Linked DNA regions of Mus musculus: all the other regions are linked to region 1. Evidence: chromatin loops called from intact Hi-C (ENCODE). Cell type or tissue: heart. All regions are shown on one strand. Each heading gives the region's core, and the rest is flanking DNA. Links, peaks and the distances in the headings are about the cores only.

What was found. A loop is a pair of places that touch in the nucleus more often than their neighbours do. Peaks named below come from ENCODE experiments on the same cell type or tissue, not always from the same donor. Only the 100,000 strongest peaks of a DNase experiment are listed, where the experiment ranks them.
Region 2: a loop joins it to region 1, with 2.1 times the contacts of the local background. A loop is called at or near these places in 4 of 42 quality-filtered maps.
Region 3: a loop joins it to region 1, with 2.5 times the contacts of the local background. A loop is called at or near these places in 10 of 42 quality-filtered maps.
Region 4: it touches region 1 in a loop (2.6-fold over the local background); 10 of 42 quality-filtered maps call a loop at or near these places.
Region 5: it touches region 1 in a loop (2.2-fold over the local background); 5 of 42 quality-filtered maps call a loop at or near these places.
Region 6: a loop joins it to region 1, with 1.8 times the contacts of the local background. A loop is called at or near these places in 8 of 42 quality-filtered maps.

The regions. Positions count from the first base shown.
Region 1 is chr7:25,376,375-25,381,157 of GRCm38, forward strand. It overlaps Lipe (lipase, hormone sensitive), which reads right to left. Exons shown (of 10, transcript NM_001039507.2): 9 at 4,152-4,582; 10 at 3,153-3,799. The coding sequence ends at 3,587. It also overlaps a transcript of 4732471J01Rik not described here. Among named protein-coding and RNA genes, the nearest start is that of Cnfn, 9.0 kb to the left of the region's middle. In heart, for the core only: CTCF peaks have their summits at 1,118 and 3,265 (motif pointing left); DNase peaks (open chromatin) are centred at 876, 3,607 and 4,287; H3K4me3 peaks cover 2,225 bases; H3K27ac peaks cover 1,522 bases.
Region 2 is chr7:25,219,552-25,224,334 of GRCm38, forward strand. It overlaps Dedd2 (death effector domain-containing DNA binding protein 2), which reads right to left and starts at 308. Exons shown (of 5, transcript NM_207677.3): 1 at 213-308. It overlaps Zfp526 (zinc finger protein 526), which reads left to right and starts at 1,874. Exons shown (of 3, transcript NM_175436.5): 1 at 1,874-1,953; 2 at 4,564-4,656; 3 at 4,750-4,783. The coding sequence starts at 4,767. In heart, for the core only: no CTCF peak of the experiment used is centred there; DNase peaks (open chromatin) are centred at 410, 1,120 and 1,820; H3K4me3 peaks cover 2,951 bases; H3K27ac peaks cover 2,489 bases.
Region 3 is chr7:25,248,585-25,253,367 of GRCm38, forward strand. It overlaps Erf (Ets2 repressor factor), which reads right to left and starts at 2,174. Exons shown (of 4, transcript NM_010155.3): 1 at 1,995-2,174. The coding sequence starts at 2,016. In heart, for the core only: no CTCF peak of the experiment used is centred there; DNase peaks (open chromatin) are centred at 937, 1,447, 2,217, 2,737 and 2 weaker places; H3K4me3 peaks cover 3,446 bases; H3K27ac peaks cover 3,557 bases.
Region 4 is chr7:25,236,833-25,241,615 of GRCm38, forward strand. It overlaps Gsk3a (glycogen synthase kinase 3 alpha), which reads right to left and starts at 1,019. Exons shown (of 11, transcript NM_001031667.1): 1 at 546-1,019. The coding sequence starts at 828. In heart, for the core only: CTCF peaks have their summits at 2,576 and 4,404; DNase peaks (open chromatin) are centred at 969, 1,529, 1,649, 2,569 and 2 weaker places; H3K4me3 peaks cover 2,416 bases; H3K27ac peaks cover 2,730 bases.
Region 5 is chr7:25,276,518-25,281,300 of GRCm38, forward strand. The region is part of intron 2 of Cic (capicua transcriptional repressor); the gene reads left to right. Among named protein-coding and RNA genes, the nearest start is that of Gm45974, 8.1 kb to the left of the region's middle. In heart, for the core only: CTCF peaks have their summits at 1,853 (motif pointing left), 2,054 and 2,698; DNase peaks (open chromatin) are centred at 2,354, 2,774, 3,204, 3,674 and 1 weaker place; H3K4me3 peaks cover 3,426 bases; H3K27ac peaks cover 3,527 bases.
Region 6 is chr7:25,314,361-25,319,143 of GRCm38, forward strand. It overlaps Tmem145 (transmembrane protein 145), which reads left to right. Exons shown (of 15, transcript NM_183311.2): 14 at 339-545; 15 at 1,037-1,835. The coding sequence ends at 1,285. Megf8 (multiple EGF-like-domains 8) reads left to right here and starts at 2,804. Exons shown (of 41, transcript NM_001160400.1): 1 at 2,804-3,333. The coding sequence starts at 3,147. In heart, for the core only: a CTCF peak has its summit at 2,252 (motif pointing left); DNase peaks (open chromatin) are centred at 731, 1,111, 2,461 and 3,291; H3K4me3 peaks cover 3,138 bases; H3K27ac peaks cover 2,384 bases; H3K27me3 peaks cover 1,043 bases.

The DNA of each region.
Region 1 (4,783 bases), core at 784-4,783:
GGCTCAGCCCTGGGATCCTCAGCACTCTGGAGGCTAAGGCACATCAGAGACAATTCTGAATAACACAGTGAGTTCAAGGCCAGTCTGTGCAACTAAAAGGGTTGAGGTTCAGTGCCCGGTAGTAGAGACCTTGCCTGGCATACGAAAAGCCCTGGGGTCTATCCTCAATACTGGAAAAAGAGGGGGGAGAGGAAAGAAAGTAGAACGCTTGGAAACACCTCAGGTACCAGAGGCCCAAAGCTCTATTCTTGGCCATTCCGACCACGCCTTCAGCCGGCCTGGCTCTCTCCAGAGGACCTGACATTTCTTAGGGGCGCTTTCCTGAATGGGCGGGGCTGCAGTCCATGTAGGACAGCGATAGGCTCCCAGAGACGTCATTCTCCGTTAGTTTCAGCCAATCTGCCAATAGACAAGAAACCTGCCCCATAGGGATCGGTTCGGTTCGACTAAAAGCCGAAGGTACGCGAGAGGAAACCAGCTCTCCTGGTTGGTCCAGGTAAGTCCTTTCCAGAATGACCAGTATTGGGATTTTGCGTACAGCCTGGTGGGAAAACAGCCGGCCTTGTAGTGGAGGAGTGAGGGAGCTTAGTCAGGGCGCCACTGGACAAGCTGAGTTCAGGGATGTGCAACCTTAAAAATGTACCCATTGATTCTACCTTCCTTGCTTGTCCTGCACGTCCCTCCGTTCATTTCCTGCTGTCATGAATTCACTCACGATTCCCAAGTCATTCACTCACTCAGCGCTCACTCACTCACTCACCCACTCATTACTTAAACATTTCCTGGGCTTTCTGGTGTGCCAGGCCTGATGCTGGGGACCTTGGTGATCAAGATGAGTCAGACCTGGGCCCTGCCCTCCAGGGAGCTCAGGTCAGAGGGGACGACAGGCATTGATGGTCAAGGGTGTGAAGGGGTGGGGGAGGCACAGGAATCTTTTTGCGGGGTTGCCATGGTAGGAAAGAATTTCCAGAGGAGGGGCCACTCACTGGAGCTGACTCTTGGAAGAGTACTAGGTGGCGCAGAGGTTGTGAGAGGGTTTCAGCCTGTGCAAAGGCAGGGAGGCCTAGAGGTTCATTAATTGCCATGCTTAGGTACGGAAATAGAAGATTCATGCTGTCCCCATAACCACCAGGGGAGCTGTAAGGCAATGAGGAGGTGGGCAGCAGCCAGACCTAGGAACTGAACTAACGCTCTCTGTCTGTCTGTCTCTGTCTCTCTTGCTGTGTGTGTGTGTGTGTGTGTGTGTGTGTGTGTGTGTGTGTGTGTGTGTAAAATCGACGGTGTTAGTGCCAGGGATGCTAGTTAGCCCAGCTCTGACTGGGCTAGGTTAGAATAGGAACCAGAGCTGGAGATATCATTAGACCAAGAGGTGGCTCTCTCCAGAGCCTAGGGTGGAGCCTGGACCCGGGCAGAAGCTGAGACAAGTGGTAGAGGCAGGAGGAGTGTTGGGTGAGCTAGGAGGACAAAGGGGTTTCTGAGACAAGGCTTGGGACTGCTGTTCATCCTAGGGTCATCCATACTTGATGAACTAGGAGCAGAATGGAGGTGTATTTAGTGCCCGGATATAACTCCTTTTGAGAATTCTAGGTTAAGTTTTTTTTTTTTCAGGGTCTCACTTTGGACCATAGTTTGGGGCCAGCCTGGACTACACAATGACCTTACTATTCACTATGTAGCCTAGAGTGGCCTCAGACTGATGGAAGTCCTGCTTGAACCTTCCACCTGTTATAGGTATGAGCCACCGTGCCTGTCTTTCTGTGTCAGGTTTTGATTTAGAAGTTACCTGGGTAAGCCCCCTTGAGGGAGGGGGTCCCCTGCTACCCTCTCCTTTTAGAAGCCAATTGTGTCTCTACATCTAGTCTCTCCCTTTCTGACACGATTAAAACCTGTTCCATCTTCTCTGCCCCCCACCCTGTCAAGTCAAGGTCCCGTCAATCATGTCTCGCCCTTTTTACTTCCGCAGACATGTGGTGCCCACAGGCTCAGTCCTTTATCCTTTACTCCCTTTCAGCCCAGCACCTTTGGATGCCAACCTCCCATGACTCTGGACGAGGTCTGTGACATCACATACACGTTCATGGGTGAGGCTCTAGGATAGCATTTCAATCAGTCATGGGCCACTCCTTCCTTCTGGAAACTTCCTCTCCAGCCTCTTCTCTCCTGCCTCACTTCCTCTCAAGCTGATCCTCAGGGCATTCCAGCACTGGCCCCTTATGCCCCATTCCTTTATTGGGGGCCATAAGCGTCAGCACTTTATTCTGGCCCTCCTCAAATCCTGCCTTGATTATTCTTTCTAGAATGAACCTAGTTCTTTGGTTCCAGCTAGAGTGAGCTCCCACGCCTCTCTCCAGTCTCCTGGGTGTTCCTCAGATCACCTCTGAGCATCCCTGAATCCCAGCATCATCACATGCCCTTGAGCCTCCTTCTAGGGACCAGGCTACCTCACTGTCCACGTGTTTCATGGCTAGACCCAAGAGTCACGCTTGCTCCGTTATAATCTAATCCCTACCTTAAGTGAGTCTTACTTCTGCAGGCTTACTGCTGGCTCTAGGATGCTCCAGCCCAGGCCTTGCCTTCACTTGTCCCCAAGCCTTTCTTGCCTCCTGGGTCTCAGTCCCTCACCAGTGCCTCAGCATGCTCTTCAGTGCTCTGATCCTCACAACGATCTTGGTAGCTCAACTATAATCCAGGCTCCTCCCCAACTCCCCACTTTACACGTAGCTTTCTGGTATGGAAGCCTGGATCACCGCTTACTGTCATGCTTCTCTGCCTAGCAAGTTTATACTCATTTTCAAAAATTTAAAAACGATGTGTATGTGTATTTTGAGCGTATGTGTTTGCTCACCATGTTTATACCTGGTGTTCTTGAAGGCCCTGGGACTGGAGTTACAGTTGTGAGCTCCCAGGTGGGTGCTGGGAATTGAACCTGGGTCCTCTTGAAGAGCAATTAGTGCTCTTAACCACTGAGCCATCTCTTCAGCTCTGTGCTCCTCTATTGAAGGTTAAGGTCATTCATCATTGCACTGACCTCTTGAACCTTGGACCAGCAGCTCCAAGGGCAGACTTCGGGTCTAAATCGTCTCGCTAAATCCAGGGTCTATTGGGGGCCAGGCTGATGGGACTTTAATGACAATCACAGGCAGGCAGAGCTTGCATATTAGGTGGTTTTGTTTGTGAGCAAAGCTAGAGTCGGGGTCCACATATTCTAATTTTCCCTTTCGCAGCAACTTTAGTTCAGTGCTGCCATCTGCTGGGAAAACACACTCCCTATTTTTAAAAGGCCTAGTTAAATAACTTTTATTTACAAAAGGCAAAACCGACTAGCCGGGTCGGTCACAGCAGCAGAAGGCAGTGGTAGAGTGCAGATCCAGCTGTCTCAGTGACAGGTGTGTGTGTGTCCCTCCCCCAGGTTCAGCTTTTGGCCCCTGTCCCGCCCCACTTACTGTCTCAAGTTAAGGCACAGCCCACTCCCGCCCGCCCAGCCCGACTGAGGGGGCCTGGAGCCCATCTCGGAGCGCACTCATAACGGAAGCCCGCGCAGATGGGAGCAAGAGGTCTTTTAGTGCCGCCCCCCGCCGTCCCCAGCTCAGTTCAGTGGTGCAGCAGGCGGGGTGAGGATCAGCCGGATGCGCTGCACGCAGAACTCCGTGGCCTGCCGGGTCTCGCGACACAGTGCCGCCAGGCTCAGGAAGCCATGCGGCAGATCTTCTACCACTTTCAGCGTCACCGGCTGGCCCAGGTCGCGCAGTCGCCGCGCGAACATGACCGAGTCATCTAGCATGGGGTCCAGAGCGCAAGCCTAGAAGAGAGTGGTGGTCAGGGTAGGAGGGAGGGAAAAGCACGTGCACACAGATGTGAAGGTTGACCGAGGCAGGGACGGGGGTGGGGGTGGGGGTGGGGTGGGGTAAGGGTGGGGTAAGAGGACTTGGGGAGGGAGTGGGCAGAGAACACGGTGGAGGCGGTGGTTAACTTAATCCTCCACCTTTACCCAGTCCCACCCATATTTTCCACCTGCTCAAGCCTCCTGCCCAACACATCTATCTGCAAATGACAAGACTCCCTGGCCTGGCTGGCTAAGTGGTACTTGGCTAGCTCTTTTCCCCAGGTCGCCCAAGTCACATCCCACTGCCCTCCAGCGGCCTTGTTCTCACCACAAGGTGCACAGGCGGCAAGGTCTTCAGCATGCTGTCAGGGGCCAGCAGAGGAGACATGAAGGGGTTCTTGACTATGGGTGACGTGTAGAGGGGCATGTGGAGGACACCTTGGCTTGAGCGCCGGGGGTGAAACCCCTCAGGGAAAGCAGCGCGCACGCGGGGGACTCCGTCCATGGGTCTCACTTCATCTTTGGCTTCAGCCTCTTCCTGGGAATTCCCAGGCCGCAGAAAAAAGTTGACATCAGAGGGTGTGGAGGGGCCAAGTGTCTCCATTGACTGTGACATCTCGGGGCTGTCTGAAGGCTCTGAGTTGCTCAAGTCCTTTATTGTCAGCTTCTTCAAGGTATCTGTGCCCAGTAAGCCCTCAGGCTGGGCCAGGGCTGCCTCAGACACACTCCTGCGCATAGACTCCGTGGGGCGCACAGACTCTATAGGAAAAGCAAAGACAGAGGCTGCCTGAGGCCAGAAGATAAGCCTGGCCGTGAGTAGGGTGTGTGGATGCCAGACAGGGGGCAGTCCGGGACCAACCACCCCCTCCAGAATGGGACATTTCTGTATCCAGGGTTGCAATCCTAAGGCTGGTAGTCTTGGAGGTGGGGCTGTGTTATAGTGGAGGGTGTGCATGTATT
Region 2 (4,783 bases), core at 263-4,262, 160 kb before region 1:
GTCCACTAGTACCTTCCTGCTAGCTCCAACATCCCACTCAAGTGATACCTTTCAAAAGTGACCCTCGGCCCCCTGCAAGTGGGACCGACCAAGACAACCCTGAGCGCCACACAGGTGGTACTGTCTGAATCCGACCCCCCCTCCCTGAAAGGGCGATCGATCCTGCCCTCACCCGAGCACCCAAGTGGTTCCAGCTACCCTTCACCAGTCACCTTTAGGCCTCTCTTATCCTCACCAGATTCCAGCGTCCGATGACTTCTGGGCGACGGCCGCAGCCACTTGTTTTGGATCTTTCTGGCACCTTCTCTATTATTACGCCTGCGTCACCTCGCTCCTCCTCTTTCGCCCAACTCGCGCAGGTGCGACCGCCACGCCCCTACAGCGCAAGCGCAGAATCAGACCTCAAGCTCCACCCCTTCCAGGACTCCAGATCCGCCCCTAACCCAAGCGTCCGGACTCTCCCTTGCTGCGCTTGCGCAAGAGCAAAACCTCGCTGTGTCTTGCTCTTGATGGTGGTTTCAGGCTCGGTGTGTGTCCCCTGAATCCTATGACACGACCTGGTGGAATTACTCATCCCACAGACTACCTCTTCCTCCTGATCACGTCCTAGACACCCACATGACCAGTGCCAACAGCTGTCAGCGCAAAGTAAACCAGTCACGAGGGTCCCGACTCCCTGGAGCGCTCAAGGCTCATAATCAGGACTTGTAATACAGTATGCCCCATTCTGGTGGCAACCAGAAACCTACAACTCAACTCTGCTGTCTCAGATCCTACATGGAAATTCTTGCTCATACAGCTCCCCAGCCCCAATTTATAAATTCTCCAGTCGCAAGCAGCAGAATGATACCTCTTCCCAAATCTCAATAGACCTTGCCACCCCCTGTGTGCAGCACATTCCGAAGACGTCCATCAGCACCTCCTATCATAGACACCACACCCACGGTTAGAACAGCCTTTGTACAATCGCTTCTGAGCCCTCTTGAGTCTTGGAGCCACCCAGATGCCCCTCCTAACCTGCACCTATGAGAGCAATCCTGTCACAGAAGTGGAGGCTAGGGTGTCTTCATGTCCCCTACACGAGGCCTTGAGCGTGACGGTCGCTCCTCCTCCCCCACTTAGGTGACTCAAGGTCAGGGCCAGCACGTGCCTAAGACAGGTCTCTTCTAGGACTGGTTTCCACCCCCGGAATTGTCTCCCTAAGGGGCGGGAGGCTCTGGCTCAATGCTGGCTGTTTGTTTCCCTTTTCTGGGCCTTAGCTTTTCCACCTGTGAAACGGATGGCAGTGGAGTCCACGGTATGGGCTCTCTGTGTGAATATCATTGAATCAGACAAAGAATGGGAGGAAGGGGAAAGCTATTTATAAACGGTAAAGCTTCTATGATGGGTGGGCTATAGTGAGTACTACGGTGTATCAGGCCCCGAGCCGAACATTTTTATGTGTATGACAAAATTCAATGCCTTCAACAACCTTTCAGGAGATGCGATTCCAGTCCACTTTGCACGTAAGCAAAAACTGAGGCGGCGCAGGAAAAGTACAAGTGTGTCTGGCTTTTTAGTTACGCTGTCAGAAACGCTCAGTCTCTTCTGCTACGAGATAACACCTGTCAAAGTCTCGCACCGCCACGTTCATTTGTGCGACCTCGCTCTATAAGGATGCACACTTTTCTCCGCTGAATTTTCAAACAGCAGGAAAGGAGCGGCCCCGGAGAACTGCGCAGGCGCCTCTCCTGGTCCCGGACACCGCCTCCAGGGCACTGGTGTCTGCGTGGAGAAACTCGCGGAGCCCCGCCTGACTCCCAACACGCAGGCGCGAGGGCGCGTGCCCTGCGCTACCAGCTCTGATTGGCTGCCTCTCCTGAGAGCACCGCCCAATGGGAGGCGTGGATAGTGAAGGGTCCTACACTACTGGAGTGGAGGGTCTGTGTCAAGAGCGGCAGGGGCTGCTTGGAGGTAAGAGAGATGGGTGAGGGCGCCGCAGGGCGGGCGGGGAAGAGAGCGCTGGGTGTAAGGAGAGAGTGGAGGAAGAGGGAAGGGTACGCTCAGGGTCGGAGAGCCTTGGGGCCTGCGCTTGGGGCTGGAGCAGCGCGGGATGATCGACAGCTCCTTCCTGTGTGCCCTAGAGGCGTCGTTGGATCCCCTGCTTGTGCTGGCCTCAGCTTGAGCTCGCTTGCACACCCCACCCCTGCAGGGGGCTCTCACGCTGCAGAGAAGAGGAATCTGGTAGGAGGGAAAAAAGCAGTGTAGCGGGAAAGTTGAACTTTCAGGCCCCTGGTGTAGGTGCTTAGATCTCCTTTCCGTATACAGAGGTATTAGCTGAATTCCACCTACCCCCTGACACGGTGTAGGACTGGGAGGGAAAAGAATGCAGGCGGAAAAGTGTCCATTTCGGGATACCTGTGCTACTTTCTAGAAGGACAGTGTTATTAGGATTGTGTGCAAGTTAAGTGAGTTTTGGAAGGATTGAGTTGGATGAAATTCAGAGAGCACATAGGATTGGGTCCTGTGCACCATGTTTTTCTGTGTATGAGCTCATCCATACTTTGTAAAGTTTGGGCATCCGCTCCTTACCTGCTACAAGCCATGTAGCATGCTCTGATCCAAGCCAGGGGAGTTCTGTCTTGGCAGTGAGGCTGTAACTAAGGCAGAATGCTAACCTCCCCCACCCCCAGCCCATTTGATTGTTTCTAAGAAAATCCTTTATGGACTGGTTCGGACTTAATGAGGAGCCAGGCAGGTGTAGTGGCACCCGCTTTCAATGTCAGCACTGGGGAGGGAGAAGCTGGTAGATTTCTGTGAGTTTGAGGCCAGTCTGCCCTACATAGTGAGTTCCAGATAGGCCAGGGTTACAAGATGAGATGCTTCAAAACAGAGCGCACTTAATGGGGTATTTGGAATTGGTAGATAAGGAAAGTTTGGTTCCTGAGCATTTAGCAAGTCATTTATCTGCAAATGGTTTATTGGTCATCAACTAATAACAGGGCCTTGTACTGGGCTATGTATCATGGAAATGCATAAAATGGGTAGACATGTAGTGTGCACAGAGATGGTTAAGGTCCCAGGACATCGTCTATAGGGAGCCTTAACTCGTCACTGAATGAGTCTGTGTATTTACTGTGTGCTGGGCACCTTTCTTGGCACTGGAAACACCTCGGTGGTGAAGAGGCTAAGATCCCTGCCCTCTGGGAGCAGTACATGAGCAGCCTGTATGCCAGGGCTACCAGCTAAAGTCTCCATGCTCCTGGCATGAGCACAAGTAAAGAGGTAAGGAAAGTGGCCGATGGCACTTGGGAGGCAGAAGAAACAAGGCTGAGAACCAGACGTCCCCGTGTACATACTGAGTGAGGTCAAGGCCAGCCTTTGTACATAGACTGTCTCTACAAAACAGAACCAGCAAGGCAGTGGCGGCGCACAACTCTAACCCCAGCACTTGGGAGGCAGAGGCTGGTGAATCTCTGTGAGTTCAAGGCCAGCCCAGTCTACAGATCTGAGTTCCAGGACAGTCCAGGGCCACACAGAGAAAATCTGTCTCAAACAACAGCAACAACAAAAACGGGCCATCTTGCTGGCCCAGGAGGTAAAGGCGTGTGCCTTGCAGCCCTGATGACCCCAGTTCAATTCTCAGAACCCATATACCATTGGGAGGAAAGAATGGGCTCCGAATGCCATGAAGTTGTCCTCTGTATGCTACATGTATGCCATGACGTGTGTTCATGCATGCAGGCACACAGTAACATAAACAATGACAAAAAATGGTGGCGGTAGGGCTATAAGGTGGCTCAGTGGGTAAAAGCAATTGGCACTGAGCCTGATGACCTGAGTTTGACGCCAGAGCCCCATGGTGGGAGAACCAGATCCTGCAAATTGTTATCTCACTCCACACACATGCTCCCCCCCAGCCCCCCACCCCCCGCAATTAAAAAAAAAGTATAACAGTAAATAAAATCTCCTTAAATTGTAGGTCTTGGAGCAGAAGGCTTAAGGTGGGTTCATGGAATGGACTGTAGGCTCCTGTTGTGTGAAAGGGGTTGGATTAGGTTGAGACCAGACTAAAAGCCTAGGACTTGGACTGTCAGGTTGGAGAGTTTTGTATCCCTGGGGCTAAGTGTGGAAGTACACATACAGAATCCCACTGCTGGGGAGGCTGAGGCAGGGTCGCTCTAAAGCTACCCTCTATTGCCCAGTGAGTTTGAGGCCAGCCTAGGTTGCAAACAAACCCAAGCATTGGTGTTTGTTAACCAAGTGCCTGGCCTGCCGTAGGCCTTGTGGTCAGTCTGACTTTAGTTCCATTTTACCGGTGAGAAAATTGATCTCAAGGGAGAGGAGGTAAAGTGGGAGAGCTCAGACTCAAGCTGAGGGAAGTCTAGTCCCCGCTGTTCCCTTAAATGCTTTGCTGTGGGGCTACAGGAGCGGAGGAAAGGTGTTACACAGAGGAACTTGCATGGGTAAAGGCTGAGGGGCCAGAAAGCTCAGAGACGGAGAGGGAATGGGAATGTTTGTGTGTGGGCTTCTGAGAGGGCAGAGTTAGAGGCCAGGCTGCAGGGTGTCCATACTGTCTTACAGATACCTGACTATAGTGGCTACGACAGACTCAGAGACGTGAGACCATGAAAGGCTGAGGCATAAACCTTTAGCTACAACTTGACTGACAGACTGGTGAGTAGTGGAATGAGCTAGGGAACACCTGAGACATCCTACACTCCCCTTGGGTTCCTGGTGTGCCACTGGCTTCTGCCCTTCTTTCTCCAGGCACTGCCTTCCCCATAATGGCAGAGATGGTGGC
Region 3 (4,783 bases), core at 397-4,396, 130 kb before region 1:
AAACACCAGCTCTGCAGCAAGAAAGCTTGAGGGTGCAAGACCTCTCGAGCATGGGGGTCCAGTGAGGCTTTAAGAAAGCAGCTGCACTGAGAGAAGGGCTCCAGAAACGCAGACAGGGTGTAGAGGTAGCTGCAGACAGGAAGGACATGATGGCTGGGTCCCAGAAGGCACACCTGGATATCCCAGACTGTGCAAGCCTGGGTCGGGACATAAGTTCTGGGAAACAATCCCCAACTTAACATGACTGCCTAAACTTTTTATGGGAATATAGGGGTCAGATTGGGGGGGGGGGGTTTGAGGAAAAATACATCTGCCTCCCGGGGGGCCTCAACACCTCCCCCACTCCAGGCAGACCTCGATGGCGCCAGAGCCGGGAAGAAAACAGGAAGTGGGAAACAGCCACGGCGGAGCAGAAAAACGCCGGGATGGAGGATCGGATGGAAGGGCTAGCAGTGGCCAGCAGTCGGAGAAACAGACCGACCTCGAGGCCGTTCTGGTCTCTCGCCTTCCCTTGAGAATCTACACATGACTGGGACCCCAGACAGGGTTGCAGTGGCCCTACAGGTTCCGTCAAGCCAAGGCCCGTAACATAGAGGGAAGACAAGGCGGGGTTGTCTGGGCGCCTTGGTCCCCTCCCCGGTGAGGCGAGGCTCCTGCTGCCCCCAGGGCCCGGCAGCTCACGAGCCTGTGGGAGTCGGGGAGTGGGGAGTAAGTGGGACGCACGTGACTGACCCTATGGCACTGCACACCCCTACCCCACTCCCGACCCCCTTCCTTGGCCCCAATCCCCTGGCGCCGGAGCCCTGCTCCGAGCCCTTTAAGAGCCGCCCCCACCCGCCGAGCAGGGAGGTGGGGTGGGTGGGCCGGTCGGGGCACACACCCGCACATAGGAGCCGGAGCCGCGGCCGCCGCCGGGGGAAGGAAACAAGTTTGAACAGCGGCGCCCGGCCCCCTTCCCCCTCCCCTCGTCCCCGCCCCGGGCCGGATTCCGACGGGGCAGACGGGCAGGGGGCGGCGAGGCCCCCTCCCCCCGCGCGCCCGGGCGCAAAGTCCAGCCTGTGCGAGCCCGGGGGCGGCGGGGGAGGGGAAGGGGGAAAGTCCGAGTGGGAGGGGGGGTTAATCCTGCTGCCCCCCGCCCGGCGATGGGGGGGGAGGGGAATCCTGGCCCCTTAAGGAGGAGCAACTTGGCGGGGAAGAGAGGGGCGGAGGGAAAAGACGGCCCGCTGAAAGAAGCGCAGGATCGGGGAGGGGGAAGGACGAAGGGAGAGCCTCTGCATTCCCCCCCCCCCCCCCATCTTTCCCACCCTCCTCAACTCCCAGCCTCCGCCCGCGCCGGAGGAGGGTACCCAAGTCTCCCCTGAGCCACCTTAAAGCCGCGCGTTCTAAGGTCGGAAACAAAAAGTTCCTTTTTCGAACGTTCGGGCTGCGCTTTGGAACTTTGCGACTCAGTCCGGGCGGGGGAGCGAGGAGACGGACGGGGGAGGGGCGGTGCAGCCCGGACCCCGAGTCCCGTGTTCCCCTCTCACGCCCAGCTCCAGGCCATCCCGTATCCCGCTCACCGGGTGCTGGGCACGCGCTGCCGTGAAGGTCACGGGCCGGACCGCGCAGCGCAGAACCGAGCATAGCGGGTCCCTGTACAGAACCCCCACCTCGCACCGCACACGTCCCGGCCCCCGGAGTGCAACGTGACAGAACGACAGGGAGGGGACTCTGCCACCCCAGTGATCCCGGGAGAACCCAGGTTGCCGAGTCCGGGAAGGGAAAGCCCAGCACCCGCAGCACCCATACCATTCCGAAAGGATCCACAGAATTGGGGCTCCCAGGCAGCACCCCAGCTCGCGCCTCTAGAAGCAACAGGTCTCGAGTGCTTGGGGGTCCCCAAGAACTGGGTATCAATCGGGCTCCCCAGAACCCCTTCAGCCCCCACCCAAAGTTTTCCCTCCCGGTTTCCCGGGGCAACAAGTCTCCCCCACACGTGCTGCCCCCGCCCCCACCTGTGTCCGCCGGGGTCTTCATGCTGGGGGGCCCGGGGCAAGGCGCCCCAACTCCGGGCCGCTGCTCCTGGCGCCCGCGTTGCCCCGTCCCGTCCCGCGCCCGTTGGGACGCCCTCGCCGCCGCACCCGGCCTCGCCTCTCAGAGCCTCTCCCCTCCCCGCCGCCGCCTCCCGGGTTAATATCGCACTCCGGGGCCGGGACGCCCACGCCCCCCGGCCGGCGACGTCACCGCCGCGTCGCCATGGAGACACTGTGCCCGCCCCCTCCCGCGCACTCACACACGCTTGCCGGCGCGCAGCCACTGAGGACCGGCCGGCTCTTGGCTTAAAGGGGCCGCGCGGCGGGGGGGGGGGGGGGGGGAGGAAGGGCAGGGAGGGGCTGGGGAGGTCCTGGGGGTCACGACCCTTCTTGGAGGCTCTAAGTCAGAAGAACTTAAGTCTTCAGCACTCAGTACCTGCTGCCTCTCTTCTGCCCTTTCCTGGCTCCAGAGTTTCTTTTGGGACCTTTTTGGAGGAAAGGAATTATATGAAGGGGGACGATCAGAAATTTTTGTGGGGAAGGGGCAGAGTCTTCTCCGCAGGGGGGCGGAGTCTGGATCTTGGAGGATGATCAAGAGCACAGCCATTTCCCAGCCTGAGTTTACCCAACCCCCTCAACCCCGAGCCTGAAAGAGGGCAGCTGTCCAGGGGTGGGGTGGAATGGGTGGGAAACATTTCCCAGCATCGGAAATGGGGAGGCGGCTGTACCCTCGACTCCTGTGGAGATGGGGTCTTGGCCTTCCTGATAGACCCAGTCCAGCTGGGGAGGAAGTGACCAGAATGCATTCGGGAGCCCCCACAATCACCACTGTCCCTTAGGCTGCAGCTGTCCTGGGAACGCGGCCGGAGGTACCCCCACCTCCACACTGGAGCAGGGGGTTCCGGAGATAGTGCCAGGATGCTGGGGGCGACCCAAGTCTGAACAAATGTGCTCCGGAGGAGCATTGGGGGTCGCCAGGAGAGAGGAAGACAGGGCTTAAGACCAAAGGCCCGAGCGTAGGGGAAGTGTTAAGTCTGTGTTCGCTGCAGCAGATAGGAGGAATGGATGGAGCCTGAGGCTCGGGAAACAGGAAATCGGGGTACCGATCGGATGCAGGTAGGCAGCCTGCTACTGGGTAGAGGGGAAGCAGAGCTATATTCTCATAAACTAAACCTAAACAGTCTCAGGGAAATAATGAAAAATAAACCAACCGGAGTTACCAAAGGAAGAGATAGGGGACTAGGAGACTGAAAAGATGATGAATCAGAGCCGTGAGATGCGGCAAGCAAGAGGGAAGGCCTATCTGGCTCAGGCTATAGGTGCTTAAGGCTTCAAACCCAAACTTCTCCGTTGTTGGGTTCCTATTCAGCCTTTAAACCAGCTCACGGGTGCTAGAGAGAAGTCTCATGCCTCCTCCTTAGGGAGACCATGGCCTCCAGGGAAGTGTCACCCCTTTGGGAATTATGTAACCTTGCCTACGGACAGTGCAGCTCCCCACGGATATTGTAACCCTCTGGGAGCAGCGTGGTCCAGCAATAATCATCATTGTTACAATAACAGCTCTCAATTCTTAGTGCTCACGATGTGCCAGGCTGGGAGCCAAGCATTGTCTGTAACATCTTCATACTCATAAAATCCCAATGAGGGGCCTGCTATTGTAACCCCTACCACAGATTAAGAACCAAAGGCTCTTTCTTACAGGGGAAATTAATCTGCCAAAGTCCTATAGCAAGGAAGTGCTGGGATCAGTATTCAAGGCCTGATCTGTACAATTCCAGTTTTGCCATTGTACTTCACTGTTTAAAATAGATCCGTAACACACCCCATGTCCCCATTTCCTGACAACAAAAACAGACTTGAGTGGCAACCCTACTTCTCCTACCCACTCTCTTACCTAAAACAACGGAAATCACCTCTTTAAGCCTCGTCTGTAAAAATGGGGCTATTTTTTAGGCCCTGAAAGATAAAAGATTATTATTAAAAACTGGGTTGTGGTATAAATGTACAGTAATAGCCAGGTGATGGTGGCGCACGCCTTTAATCCTAGCACTTGGGAGACAGAGGCAGGCGAATTTCTGAGTTCGAGGCCAGCCTGGTCTACAGAGTGAGTTCCAGGACAGCCGGGGCTACACAGAGGAACCCTGTCTCCAAAAACAAAAACAAAACTAACTAAATAAATGTACAGTAATAATTGGGATGGGGTAATAGCTCAGTATCTTTGGCATGCTTGGGAGTCCCTGTTACACTGCCAGCACCAATAATTAATTAAATAAAGCTATGCACACTAGCTCACTCCTGTAATCTCAGCTCTCATGCTGAAACCAGAGGACCGGTCCATTTTAGAGCCAGCCTGGGCTACATGAGAGTTCAAGGCTAGCCTGTGCTAAAACATGAATCACTGTCTCAAGAAACCAAAATAGGGAGGGTAGAGAGGTGGCTCAGCAGTTAAGAGCACCTCTTGCAGACAACCCTAGTCAGTTCATAAGACAGTATTTTAGGCAGCTCACAACTACCTGTACCTCCCACTCTTGCCAAATCCAATACACTCACCTATCTTCAGCTGACATTCACATTCACACACACACACACACACACACACACACACACGCATACACATTTTTTTTTCTTTTCTTTCTTTTTTCTTTTTTTCAAGACAGGGTTTCTATATATAGTCCTGGCTGTCCTGGAACTCATTTTGTAGACCAGCCTGGCCTCGAACTCACAAATCCACCTGCCTCTGCCTCCCAAGTGCTGGGATCAAAGGCGTGCGC
Region 4 (4,783 bases), core at 475-4,474, 140 kb before region 1:
GGACTGACTACAAGTCTAAACGTTTTCAGTGGGTTAGGTGATAATGTCAGGCCGTATGGTTTAAACCTGGCCCTTTTCTGTGGAAACATTAATAATTCTGAATCGGTGTTTCTAAAGGATATCCTATCCAAATCACCAATTTTGATGGGAAGGAAACGAATAGCCCCCTTTTCATACAGGATAGTGACAGAAATCATATTCTTGTCTCTTAGGGGACAACAATCCTAGATCAAATTGGCAAGTAACTATGACCTCTGATCCTAGTCTCCTGTGGATGGCAACGTCGTCAAGTACTCGAGACCTTGATAACTGGAAGAATAGGACCTGTGACCTCTGTTTCTTGGGTGTTGGTAATTCTGAATCTAAACTCCAAGTGATGGTAAACCCTCAAACTCCTTTATCTCGGAGACAGAAAGCTCCGATCCTGGCTTAAAGCAGCACGGTGACCTCGAGCTTCTCTCTGGGTACATGAAAGAATCTGGTTGCCGTTTGATGCGCTTGGGAAACCCAGATCACCACCCCACAGGGCGCCCCTAAGTACTCACGGCCCAGCTTCACTCCCGGCGGCGGGAAGCTAGTGCCCGCGCCGGGGCCACCGCTGCCTCCTCCGCCGCTGCCGCTGGGGCCACCCCCGGAGCTCGAGGCTCCCACGCCCCCACCCATAGCCCCGACTGACGCTTTCCCGCCGCCAGTGCCTCCTGGGCCAGAGGCCGAGCCCCCGGGGCCGCCGCCACCACCTCCGCCTCCGCCTCCTGGCTCCGCGAACGAGCTGGTCCGCGCCCGGCCCGAGCCCCCAGGGCCGCCTCCCGAAGGCCCGCCGCCGCTCATGGCGCCGAGCGCAGGCCCAGGCCGCGGGGCTCGGGCTGCCTGGGCTGCCCCCGCCGCTGCCTCTGCCGCCGCCTCCCCTGGGCTCCGGCCTCTTCCAGGCCGCGCCGTTCGGGCTCCGGCTCCGGCCCAGCGCCCGCCGCGGGGCACGCCGGGAGATGAAGTCCCTCTGCCGTCGGCTTCGTTGTCACCACCCTCGACCCGCACAGCACTCTGGGAAATGGAGTTCTCAAACCCTCAGAGTAGCTGACTGCTGGGGGCGGGGTGTGACGGCTCGCGCTGCACACCGGGAAATAGAGTCCTGGCTAATGTCACCCGACTCTGCCAAAAGCTAACTTGGAAGCACTTTGAAAAACACAGTCAGAGCCACACACTCACTACACAGAGGAAAAAGCAAGTCCCTTAGAGTATCTCAGAAACGAAATCTTAGCCACTCCAATACTGAGCAGCATCCAAGAATGATGCACGCCGGGAAATGGAGTCCAGCCACCCACCCAATCTGTGGGCCATCGGTGACTTCCTGCACCGCGTGCATTCTGGGAAATCGAGTCCGCACCCGTGAATACTTAGTACTCTGGCTGTGAAGCACACTGGGAAATGGAGTCATCACCACGCCCTCACCGCATTGCAGGTGTAGAATGGTTGATAAAGCACTATAGGAAATGAAGTCTCAGATGCTCCTCAAACCTTAAGTAGATACTGTAACTGGAAGGAACTGATAGGAAGTAGAATAGGCATCGCGCTCTCTCAGGCCAGCTAGCAGCGTCGCAGTTCCTTCCGGGAAATGTAGTCGACACCAAGAGTTATGCGCGTCGCTTCAATGAGCCTGGTGTCTTCTGGGAAATGAAGTTCAATATTGCCTCACCATTGACGAGGCTGATGAGAGCTACCAGCAACCAGAAGCATGCTGGGAATAATCCACAGTAGACTCTGACTCTTCGTGAAGCTAGGCTCTGGGGCTTCGTGGGAGCTGTAGTCCAAAGGGAGTACTGTGGCTGAGAGTGTAGGTGAAAGGTTAAGGACAATTGTTCCCAAGGGAGACTATAATGTGTTACAATGTCTTCTCTGATCCCTAGGTCTAAGACCTAAACCGATAAGTGAGTGCTAGAAAAAGTAGTCCCAAGCAACCACATATAGAGAAGAGAATAACGTCTCCTTACATTCTCAACGGATTTAGTACAGTAAACAGTCCCGACTATGCCTCAGAACATTTGTTTTCCGATAGTCTACCTTTTTCCCTAGCAATATGGTTAGGACCAAGAAGATGAGCTGCAGGATTTAAAAAAAGAGAGAATTTCTGTCCTGAACCCCCAATTTTTTGCGTCTATCCTCTTCCTAGATTACAGGATTCTAGATAATCTGAATGAAGGGAGCCGACTACACGAAGGAGTTTCAGCTTTCTTGAGTATGTCGAGTCTCCTGTTAATCAATTAATACCCGGGAAAAGTCGCACCAAAGTAGGAAACTGGGGGCTGGGGGGGGGGCGCAGAGACAGAGGTCAAAATGCTGTCAGCTCTCGTGCCTCAGAAACGGAGTCTGTGCTCTACTTTACTCGCAGCCTGTGTTCGTCCTAATTGTTGGGGCTTTTCTGAAGCCTACAGTACTGTCTGCTCAGTCATTTCCCTATTGCAATTCTCAGTGGACACGGAATGGAGACAGAAGGTACTGCTAGCGCTTCTAAAGACTACGTTATCCAGAAGGCAACGCACGGGTACTTCCGCCCTCTTCGCAAAGCCTGCAGACGCTTCACGCTCGACTGTAGAGGGAGTTTCTGGAGTAACACAGTCGCATGGTGGCTGCCGCCCTCTGACGGCTGCTCCCAGTTGAAAAGTGAAGTCAAGCCCCTAGGTATAGGATCAAAGAATCTCACTAGGCTATGTAGCAGGATAGAACACATTATTTAACCGCCAGAACTCGTGGAACCTGCCCAGGGGACCGTTCTTGGCATTGAGATCTGTGCGGCACTGGAGAGCAAATTCAAAGATCTGTAAGATGTTTCCAAGTGTCTAAGCAGGTTCTAAAGATGTTTGGAGGAGTTGATGGGGGTCCATGAAGAGATTAAAGACTTTGATATAAGCAATGTAAAACAATTGTTTGGGGAATTATAGAGAACTCTCAAGGGAAACTTATGAAAGGTGTGAGGGAAAACCTCTGGGCTGCCATGAATGAGGAATGGCTAAGAAACACAAGGAAGAGACGTTGGCCTCGAGAGCCATGGAGATACTTTGGAGGAGGGCTATTACAAATGGGATTTTAATTGGAATGAATTCATTTGTAAAAGTCGTGAAAGGTGTATGGAGGACTTTCTGGTTGGAAGCAAAGATCTCAGGGACAAATGTCTTGTTTTTGTTTCTTTCGAGACAGGGTCGCATGTAGCCCGGGGTGCCCTCAAATTCACTATGAAGCTGAAGACATCTTCCTGCCTGTACTGTGCTTGGGTTACAGACTAGTGTTGCCAAGACAGTTTTCTGGTGATGAGAATTGTGTGTGCTAAGCAAGCACTCTACAAACTGAGCTACATCCCTAGCCCTCTGTTCTCTTTTGAAATAGGGTCTTAGGGGCTAGAGAGATGGCTCAGTGGTTAAGAGCACCTTCTGCTCTTCCAGAGGTCCTGAGTTCAATTCCCAGCATCCACATGGTAGCTCACTACCATCTGTAATGAGATCTTATTTCCTCTTCTGGTGAGTCTGAAGACTGCTATGGTGTACATAAAATAAATATTCTTAAACCACATCAACAATAAAAAAGAAATAAGGTCTTAGTGCACACCTTTAGTTCTAATACTTAGGAGGTAGAGGCAGGCAGATCTCTGAGTTCAAAGCTAGGTTGGTCTATAGAGTCCCAAGGCTACATAGAGAAACCCTGTCCTAAATGACCAAAATGGAAGAGCAGCAGCGAGGAGGAGGAGGGAGAGGAGGAAGAAATGGGGTCTTGTTCCTTGTAACAAGGCTAGACTCAAACTAGCAGCAATCCAACTAAGACTTCCCAGTACTGAGGGCAAAGACACGTGCCACCACACTAAGTTCAGGGCATCTTTTTGCAGGAAATGTTCCAGACCTCTAAATGGATTCCGGTGGGCGATTAGAGACTGGAGGAGCTGCTGTTCTTAAGGCCAAAAATCACCTGTGACGTCCCACACAACCGGAATCTGGGACAACAAGTTTGATTAGATCATGGCCTGTCCTCTGGAGGGGATCTGAAGCTGAACTCTTAGGAGCCATGTGATTAGAAGTGCTTTGAAGGCCCAGCAATGGCTGTGCATGCCTTTGATCCCAGCAGGCAGGGGCAGGCAAATCTCTGTGAGTTGGAGGCCCGCCTGATCTCCTTGTGTGAATTCCATGATGGCCAGGGCTACACGGAGGTACCCTGCCTTAAAAAAAAAAAAAAAGACGATTCTGAGTGTTGCTGCTGAGACCACTAGCCAGTCCTGCTTCTTTCTTGCAATGACAACATCCGCCTTTCTGCATCACCCCACTAGCAACTCAGCTGCATCTATGTTGCCAGGAGATATGTCTCATCCCAACTTCCAGAAATAACCCAGTGGTTCCCACCCCAGGGAATGGCTTACATCACCCAGGAGAGGGAGCAGTTGCCCACAAGCTGCCACAAGAGCCTGTTTCCTGCCAGTCTTCCCGGTCCTGGTCAGCATCAGGCTGGAGAGCCCACTCACTCCAGGGCTGACTGACACATGCTGAAGTAGAAGTGCAGAGATGGGTAGCCAGTTCAAGGTTCCTTCTCCCTCAGGGCTGCACAAGGTGGAGTTTTATAGTGAAGCCAGTCCAACAGGCCCAGAGTTCTCAATTCCCACTCTTATCTCTTAGCAACCTATGGCCTTGAGGGAGCCCCTTTCCCCTTTCAGGGCCTAGGGCATCACACCTGCACTGCCCAGGTGGGGCCGGCATCCTAAAGCACCCAGAGCCCGGCCTCTTCCTGATTGTTTTATCTCCTCAAAGACTCA
Region 5 (4,783 bases), core at 344-4,343, 100 kb before region 1:
TTTTTGCTGTTGTTGCTTCTGAGGCAAGGTTTCATATAGCTCTTGCTGGCCCTTGAAGTCTTTTATGGTTGTTGGTTTTTGTTTTGTTTTTTTGTTTGTTTGTTTTTGAGACAGGAGTTCTTTGTATATCTCTGTCTGTTCCTGAACTCTCTATGTAGACCAGGCTGGACGTAAACTATAGATTCCCCTGCCTCTGCCTCTTGAGGGCCTCCAAGCCTGTCCACTTTACACGGTACTGGGATTGAACCCAGGGCTTTCCCCATACTTTTCCTCATTTATAGGCCAGACTGATCTTGATCTTAGTGTAGTCCTCCTGTCTCAGCCTCTCAAGTGCTGGAGTCAGATCTGTGTGCTTCCTTCCACGTTCAGTTCTCTCACATTATTTAGATACTCTTGCTGCCTCTGTCCCAGCCTCATACCCCTATTCTGTGCATGTCAGTCTCTCTCTCTCTCCCTTAATGTTCACAGATTTGAGAGAGTGTGAGAGAATGTGCATGTGTGTGTGCCACAATGAAATTGTGCAAATCTGAGGACAACTTGTTGGAGTCAGTTCAGTCCTTTTATCTTTATCATGTGGCCTGTGGGAATCAAACTCAGGTAGCAAGGCTTAGCAGCAAGCTACTTTACCCTCTGAGCAGGTCCAGAATCTTTAATCTTTTTCAACTGGAGGGCAGTGGCCAAACACTAAGCCTCCTTCCCCTTTCCTTCTTTTTAAAATTATTAGTGTGTGAGGGAAGCAGAAGACAGTTTTGTGGAGTCTGTTTTCTCCTTGCACATTTAGGTAGGTTCAAGAAATTTAATTTTGGTCGTTTGTACAACAAATGCCTTTACCTGCTGAGCCACCCCCCACCCACCCACTTTCCCATATCTTAGAGTATAGGGAGGTTGTCCAGGCCTGGGGGCTCCTTCTTGGTCTTTTACAAATGAACTGTTTGTTATTGCCCCTGTAACCTGCTTAGACATGTCCGCGGGTCTAGCTTGTACATCCACCCACCATACACCTGTTCCCCACTGGCAGGAAGACGGGGGCTATATGGGCAAAGCTAGGAGATCCGGCTAGAGTGGGTGGCAGGAAAGCAGGTCTCATGTCATCCACCTACCTGCTAGAGGGCATGACCCAAATACCCCATCCCAGTCTTCCAGGGGACACATTTGGTGTTCAAAAGACCAGGTATCACTATGCCATGATCAGTGGGGGGAAAATGAGTCCTAGAGAGGGACTGAAGGGGTTGAACCTGTGTCACCCTGACTCCCTGTGGAACTCACATTCTTCCCACTAGGATACCCACTTTCTCTCCAACAACGAACTGGTATCAATTCCAGTTCATTTTTCTGCTGGCTGCAGGGCTGAGCAGTCCCAAGGCAAGTGAGTGGGAAAGGCAAATACAGGATGTGACAGGGGAGAGCTAAGAGTATTCCTATCAGAGGAAGCCAGAGGTCAGGACAACTCTGGTTCTTGTAGACTTACTTGAAAGTTCAGGTAGGGGTGTCATAGAGCTGAAGTATGTGGAATAAACAGAGTTCAAGGTCGTGAAAGAAAGGATGAACATGCATGACCTCTTCGTAGTTAGCCAGAGCTCCAGACTTAGAGGTTGGTTGCAATGGGGGCTGAAAAGCTGGGGCAAGTGTAAAACTTAGAAACAGTTTAGAGCTGGTAAAGTGAAGGTTGGCTCTTAAGGATCAGATCTCAGTAGATTATCTGAGACGGGAAGAATCACAGAAGAGCGTTACATGAGGGAGATGATAAGGAACTTTCCTGAGCCTGTAGGAGTCTTGGTAAGAGACCCCAAACTCTCCAAGCTTAATAGTTTCTAGCACCTGATTACTGAGAGGGATCAGGCTGCCTCCTCGTGGCAGCTGGCGGTGGGGCAGCAGACGCACGCATGCGCGGGGGGCGGGGGGGGGGGGGAAGGCGTGCATCCCGAAGACCCTGGCGCCTGGGCATTAATGGCTCCATTAGTGGCCGGGAGGGAGGCGCATTAGCGGCGGCGACGGCGTCTGGCTCCCATTACCACCGGCGGCAGCGGCTGCACCGCAGGCGGCTGGACCCTAGCCCGGCGCACCGCCTCCTCCGCCCGCACTTCGTCCCTGGTTCCCGCTCCGCACGAGGGCGCGGGTAGGAAACCCCAGTCTCTATTTCGGCTGAAAAACTGGAGTCTTGACAGGCTTGGGTTCAGATGGCGGTTGCGGCATCTCCTGAAAGCAAGATGTTCCCCCGCCTCCAAGCCCGTTGCTCGCAAAAAAGACAGGAAAACGGTGCACCTGGGGCTTTGTGGACACAGACAGACCGCGCCCAAACTCGTCTGCACCTATGGGTGCGGATTCCCGCGCACCCTTGGGGGTAGATTACCACCTCCACCACGCTAGCAGCGGGACTCGGTCCTTTCTATTGGTTACTGTCGCACCTTCCGACCGCCGATTGGCAGAGGCTCCCTTCCTCACCCCACCCCCGCCCTCAGTGTAGTTAACCCTTATGTGGCTAGGTCCTCCGGGCTGGGTGCCCCCCCCCCCCCGCGCCCCATCCCAGACAGACTGGGTGCCAGCTGGCCCGCGCCCCGTCGCGGCCCGCGTGGGTGTCAGGCCGGCCGGGCACTCGCCCGCCTTCCAAGCACAAAGCGGCTTTGTAGGGCCTGTCGGGGACTGGCTGGGAGCCAGGCGGCTAGTGGAAAATCTCGTGAGCGCTCTGAGAGTAGGAGAACGTAGGGCGGCGCCCCCTCCTCCGCCGGGCGGTGGCGCCTTCCACTGTTCGCGCCGAGTAGCCCTCCCAGCCCCGGAGCCTGCACACAACCACTCCCTGCTCTCGCACCTTTCCACCCCCAAGCCCGCATCCCACTCTCCACCTGCAACCTGCTTTTCTCCCAATCCCTAGAGACACCCCCCAACTTCTCCCCTCTCTCGTTTCCCCTTTTTCTCCCTGCCTACCCTAGCTTGGCGCACACTGACTCACCCTGGCGCTATTTTTAGTCCCCCCCCCCCCATCCCTGTGGAGCCTTGCCAGCCCAATCCTAGGCTTGTTCCCCAGGCAACTCTGGCCGTCGCCGACGCCTCCCGGGATGGGTGGGTGGGTAGGTGGGTGTGTATGTTGAGAGCGGGTGAGGGAAGCTGGGGACACCGGGGTGGTGAGCCGAGCCCGGACCGGGGCGGGGAGCAGCCAAGGGCGGCTGGCGAGGGCGCGGTGCCTCGCGGGCTCAATAATTGGGGCCATGAGTTCCGAGTGAGTCGGCCTGTCCCTGGGTCTGTCAGCATCCCTGGCAGCTTGCCCCAGGCGTCAGGGCAGGTCTTGGCCTGCACCACCCCAGGTGGCTGTTGATGTGTTTGGGTTCTGTCCCCAGGTCAGGATGGTGTGTTTTGTTGGGAGCTACTTAGTTTTGGGCTAAAGCTTTTGTAGAGTTGATGAGAGGTGGTGCAGAGGGTGGCTCCCACTATAGCCCTGCCCAGTACCTGTGGTGGCAAGTGAAGGATGGCTGTGTACCTCCTCTCACATAGGGCTGGGGCCCCGGTTTAGGGAAACCCTCAGCCCTTTCCAACTTGGGAGGCCCCAGTTAGGGTTGGGTATGACTGGAGAGGGGGAGCTGTTTGGGGGATAGGATCTGCTCTTTCCCTTTCACTCGTAATCCACCCCCACCCAGGGTTCTTCCACCCTGAACAATAGAAGCTAAGTATAGGGCTGGCCCAGTGCCCAGGGCAGGGGGGCCCTTCCCGCCCGGATTCCAGCCCCTCCCTGCCAGGCAGGGCCCCCACTTGGTTGTACCCTGCCCCGAAAAGGGCCTCTTCCTATCCTTTTTCCATGGGTACTGTGTGTTCCACCAGATGTGCAATCTTCCCAGATGTGAGGCCCTCTTTTCCTGCTGTGCTGTGCTGTGCTTGGCTTTTTCTCACCCAACAGAAGCAGGGAAGTCTGCCTTCTCCGAGCTCTGTCCCTGGGCTACAATGCAGTGGGGAAGGGGTTAACTTGCCAGTAGGTGACTCACTAAGACTCACAGTTGGGGAGAGGAGGGGCAGCAGTGGGGAGATAGTGGGCCACATTGATTTCAGCCTCACATTGCAGTCCCTAGGGCAGTGAGGTAATGGAGGGTCTGAGTCAGGGGCTGCATAAAGGGGAGGGGGCAGTCACCTAATAGTCCCTTTGGTAGCCCCTCTGGGCTGTCAGCCAAGTGACTGGCCCTCTGGAGGTCAGAGGGTTACAGACCTGCCTGTCCCCTTGGGATCAAGTGACTCAGTTTCTTGCCATCTCCTGCCTTCAGCTTTGTCAGTGAACAGGGCAAGTTGAAAAGGAGGATTGCCTGCTCTTGATCGACCTACCCTTGTGTGACTGTTACCTGTCCAGTGAACCCAGGTCTCCTCTTCTACTCGGGGAGACCCCAGACCCTGGCCTGGGGGCTGCTTGCTTACTGTACTATATTGTCATTGTTTGATCTTGTTTCTGGGCCTTTTGGAATTCCCACTTGTGTCCACCTTGAGTGATGATGAACACTTGAACTTGTTCTTGAGTATGTAAAGCCCTGGCTGTGTGATCATGCATAATTTATTCAGCCTCTTTGAGCTTCATCTTCTCTCGTAAACACTAGGCATAAGGCTGATCTCTCTTCCTAGGTGGCTGTGAAACATCAGTGAACAAGATAACATATACAGGCTTCCACCACAGGGCTGTTCCAGTGGTAGCTCCCTTCCTTTCTCCTGGTCCTTTTTCTGGGGGCAACAGAGGGTGAGCAGTGGCGTTACTCACCTCCTTACACTGCTAAATAGAAGGCCCAGAGTGCCTGGTAGCTTTATAGTGTGATGA
Region 6 (4,783 bases), core at 520-4,519, 62 kb before region 1:
ACTTAACATTTAATTTTGATTCAATTTAAGCCATATGTGGCTAGTGGCTCTCATACTGGGCAGCACAGGACACTGCCCATAACCAATTAATTATGACATCCAGTAGTCAGGATTGTGATATTGGAAACACCACTAAGCATAGTAATTAGAAGAGGTGTGTTGAGGGAAAAGGTCAGAATGCCGGAAGATACCCTAGGCCTGGTGTCCAAGGCAGTCTGAATGGTTCAAAGGCAATGTAGAGAGGCCAAGTGGAGGGGAATCATCTAAGTCCTTACATTTTATAGGGACAGTCTGGGGCCTGGACACTGCTTCTCTAACCTGTGCCTGACTTTTCTCAGATCATGACCCGCCCATCGGCGGCCAACAAGAACTTTCCGTACCACGTGCGAACTTCACAGATCGCCTCCGCTGGGGTCCCTGGACCTGGAGGGAGCCAATCAGCAGATAAAGCCTTCCCGCAGCACGTCTATGGAAACGTGACGTTCATCAGCGACTCGGTGCCCAACTTCACGGAGCTCTTCTCCATCCCCCCGCCAACCTCCTCTGTAAGCTCCGCAGCCCCGGCGCCCGAGGAGCTGCTGGCGCCGCCCCTGGAGTACCTGACCCCGCTCCCCGCCCCGCCGCCACCCCCTGCTCATTGGCGTCTGAGCCCACCCCTGGCCTTCCGTACTCCCCATGCCCCGACGCCCCGCCTCGACCGTCCCCCGGCGCCCGCGCCCACCCTGCCAGACTGGGTCCTGGCGCTGTTGCGCACGCCCCCGAGGACACCCCGCGCTGTGCCCCCGCCGCCTGCCTTCCGAGGCTGGTCCCCATCTCCCCCACCGCCTCCAGAGTTTGCCCGGCGCACCCCAACTCCACCCCTTGAATACCTGGCCCCACTGCCCAGGCGCCCAGCCACCCACTCCTTCCCTGATTGACAAGTGCGTCCATATTTGGGGTGGTGGGAGTCCTCTAGGGGGAGGGGGACGGGCCTTCGGGGCCGCTTTTGCTCCCCCGAGGGTTCTGGGCAGCCTCTGACCCTGACCCCCCATCCCAGGCCGGGAAGCAGGTGGAGGAGACAGCGGTGGCGGCGGCGGTGGCCCCGAGGGGCCGTGTGGTGACCATGGCCGAACCCGGCGCAGCCTCCCCGCCCCCACCCGCTCGGTTCTCCAAGGCGGTCGACTCGGGCTGGGATGGCCCGACGCCGTCCTACCAGCCGCTTGTGCCCCAGACGGCGGCGCCGCACACCGGCTTCACCGAATACTTCAGCATGCACACAGCCGGGGGCCCTGCACCCCCGGTCTGAGCATCCCTTCCCCGCCTCTGCCCCACGGGCGGCGCACCGGGCCCCGGCTGGGCTCCGGAACCCCGTTTCTCTCCCGGCCCAAGGGCTCGGCCATGCCAGGCATCCCGCGCCCCTCCCACACCCCGCGCCCACTTTGGATGCGCTGCGTCCCGCCCCTTTCCCTCTTGTGCCAAACGGTCCCGCGGGAGCCGTTCTCCGCGTCCCCTCCCTCAGCCCCTGCCCCGAATGGCTCCGGAATCTGGACTCCCGCTGTTCCGTGATCTCCGCCCCCCTGACCCCCTTCGAGACCTCTGACCCTGCTGGACTCCGGAACACCCGTGACGACCGCCTGGACCCTGCCCGACCCTCCAGGACCCTGCGACCCTCGAGCCACTGTTTAGAGACGGATATTGTGAAGTTGGTCTCTACTTTGAAACCCTCCTTGGGGTTTGTGACCTCGGACCTGTGCTTTGTCCGTCCATCTGAATGCCAAGGACCATCACATGGTCTGTGGCAGAAAGACGTTTTCTCTTCTTGCCAAAATAAAGAGGATTCGTTGAGTTTTTAATCTATAACATGGTTTCTTTTCCATCTTAGCTGAAAAAAGGAAAAGACGTGTTTCCTGAATGTATGTCAGCGTACTATGCGCGCACATTGTGTAGGAGAAGGCCACAAGAAGGCGTTGGATTTCCACTATATGGGTTCTGGGAATCGAACCAGGGTCTTCTGCAAGGGCAACATGCTCTGAACCACTAAGTCGCCTCTCCAGCTTCTTTTATGTATTGATGGTGCTTTAAGTCATACGGGTCTCACTGTATCCATCTAGGAAATGCTATTTTGGTCTGGAGTCCCTTGCCTTCATAACTTGATATTCATGTTGATCCTGAATGTAGAGCACAGAAAATAACCATCTAGCACAGCTTTTTACCGCTCCTTTATGTTGCCTTTCCTTTCGCTAGCAGAGATAGAGGCGCCCTCCAGTGGCAAAGGCTTTGCTCAGCCAATGACTAGCACAAAACGCGATTTTGGGTTACACTCTTAGCAATACGCATGCGTAATTCTCTGAGCTGAATTCCTATTCTCGCTGCGCAAGCGACTGGGAACAGATGGGAGGAAAGTTTCCGGAAGTCTTCCTCGAGAAGGGGTGGAGCCAGGCGCTCCTTAGTCCTCTCAGGGCCGCTCTGACCCGCCGCTCTTCCTCTTCTCGCCTCCTCCTAGCCTGTCCTCCCCTCAGAGGCTGCGCGGCTCCCGCCCCCTCGCCCTCTCAGCGGGTCTTCCTCGGGCCGCTCTGGCCCGGGAGTCTCCAGGTCTCTCTGATCTAGCCCATTCGCCTCGAGTGGGAGGAGCGGGTGGGTAGGCATTAGAGTGAGCCCTGGAGATCCGGGCCGGGACCCCGAAGGCAGGCCCCGCCCCCGTCTGGAGGGGTCTCCCCAGGAGTCTCCGGGCCAGGCAAGTTCCACCCCGCACGCTCCATGGACCGCCCAGCTGGGCTGTAGAGCACATCGCCCCTGGAAGACTGTCTATACGGTCTGTTTTGGCCTTGCAGCAGCCTGAATGTAATCACTGGATACCGTTTATGGAGTCGGCGCCCCTATGGGGGCTCGTGTCTATAGGGGACCCTTACGGTCCCTAGGGGTCAGCCCTATCCATAACGACTTCATATCCAGGGCCTTCCATGGGTCTATAGGGCCGGCCCCTCGGTTTCAAGAGCGCATCAACTGCGGCCCTTTCCTTGGCCCGGACTGCGTGGCTGGTACATCCTTGGACTACAAGGCCATGCTACGTCTGTAAAGGTTGCATCTTGCAGGGCCTCATTCCCAGAGGGTCTTCTCCAGGTCTTCACGGCCCTTCCCGTCCCTTAGGGCCAGTGCCTAAGGCGGCGATGGCCTTGGGTGGAGCTCTGGCCTTGGCCCTTGCACTGGCCTTGGCAGTGCTGGGACCGCTGTCCCTCAGGGTCCTGGCTGGTGACTGCAAGGGGCAGCGGCAGGTGCTACGGGAGGCGCCAGGCTTCGTGACGGATGGTGCGGGCAACTACAGCGTCAACGGCAACTGCGAGTGGCTTATCGAGGGTGAGTGGGGCCGCGTGGGTCACTCACTCGGTTGCTAGTTCATTCATTTGTGCGTTCATTCACTGAGCACATTCCTAGAACCCGGCTCCATTCCAGGACTCTTGCTGTAAAATGTTGGACATCCAGTGTTGCAGCCAGCTTGGGCCCTAACTCTGATGGGAGGGAATGTGCCAAGAGTCACAGTAACAAACTAGGAGTATTTGTGAGGGGTGTTTTTCTTCACTTGATCCTGAATGTAGCGCACAGAAAATATCAATCTAGCACAGCTTTCTACCACTCCTTTATTTTTGCTTACTTGTAAGTCCACTCATGCCTTTAATCCCAGCACTTGGAAGGCAGAGGCAGGCAGATTTCTGAGTTCGAGGCCAGCCTGGTCTCAGAGTGAGTTCCAGGACAGCCAGGCCTACACACACAAAAAAACCCCTGTCTCGAGAAAACAAAAAACAAACAACAACAACAAAAAGTAAGTCCACTCACCTGGCTTAGGATCTAGGCTCTATTTCATATGAGTTTCGTGACTTTGGATGGATGAATTTCGAAGGCACAGTTTCTTTTACTCCAAATGGCCGCAACAATAGTACTTAGTTAAAAGGAAAGGAGTCAGATATTTAACACATTTGATATCTGGTATAGTATATTAGTCAGGGTTCTCTAGGGAAGCATAGCATAGAATGAATCTTTATAGAAATGAGATTAGAATGGCTTATAGTCACTGTGCGGTGGTGGCGCATTCCTTTCATCCCAGCACTCCAGAGGCAGAGGCAGAGGCAGGCAGATCTCCGAGTTTGAGGCCAGCCTGATCTACATACTGAGTTCCAAGACAGCCAGAGAAACCCTGTTTTGACACCCCCCCTCCCCCAAGTAAAAAGAATGGCTTATAGACTGTGGTCCAGCAAGTCTGATAAAGACTGTTTACCAAAAAAAAATCCAGTAGTAGTAGTTCAGTCCACATGGCTTATGTCTTACCTGGTCTTCAGTATATGCCAGAATGCTAAAGAGAGTCAGTTCTAATGCAGACAGGAATTAGAAGATGCTTCTGAGCAAGCCTATGTGCTAAAATCTAGTATGCTAAAACAGATAATAGAAGAAGCCAGGACTAGTGCCAGAGGCAGGAGTCGGGGAGGCTTGTGAGTTTGAGGACAGCCTGGGCTACCTCAAAGTGAAGGACTGGACTCCTAGTTAGAGTGAGAGCAAGCAGGCCAAGAGCAAGAGCAAACTTCATTCTTTCATGTCCTTTATACAGGCTGCCAGCAGAAGGTGTGGCCCAGATTAATGGTGGAGCCTCTCACTTCAAAAGATCTGGATTAGAAGTGGGCCTTCCCACTTTAAGTGGTTTAGTTAAGGGAAAAAACAAACAAACAAACAAACAAAAACAAACCCTTACAATTGTGCCTAGCTATTTAGCTTTTAGTTAGTTCCAGATATAGTCAACCTATCACATGTAGCAAAT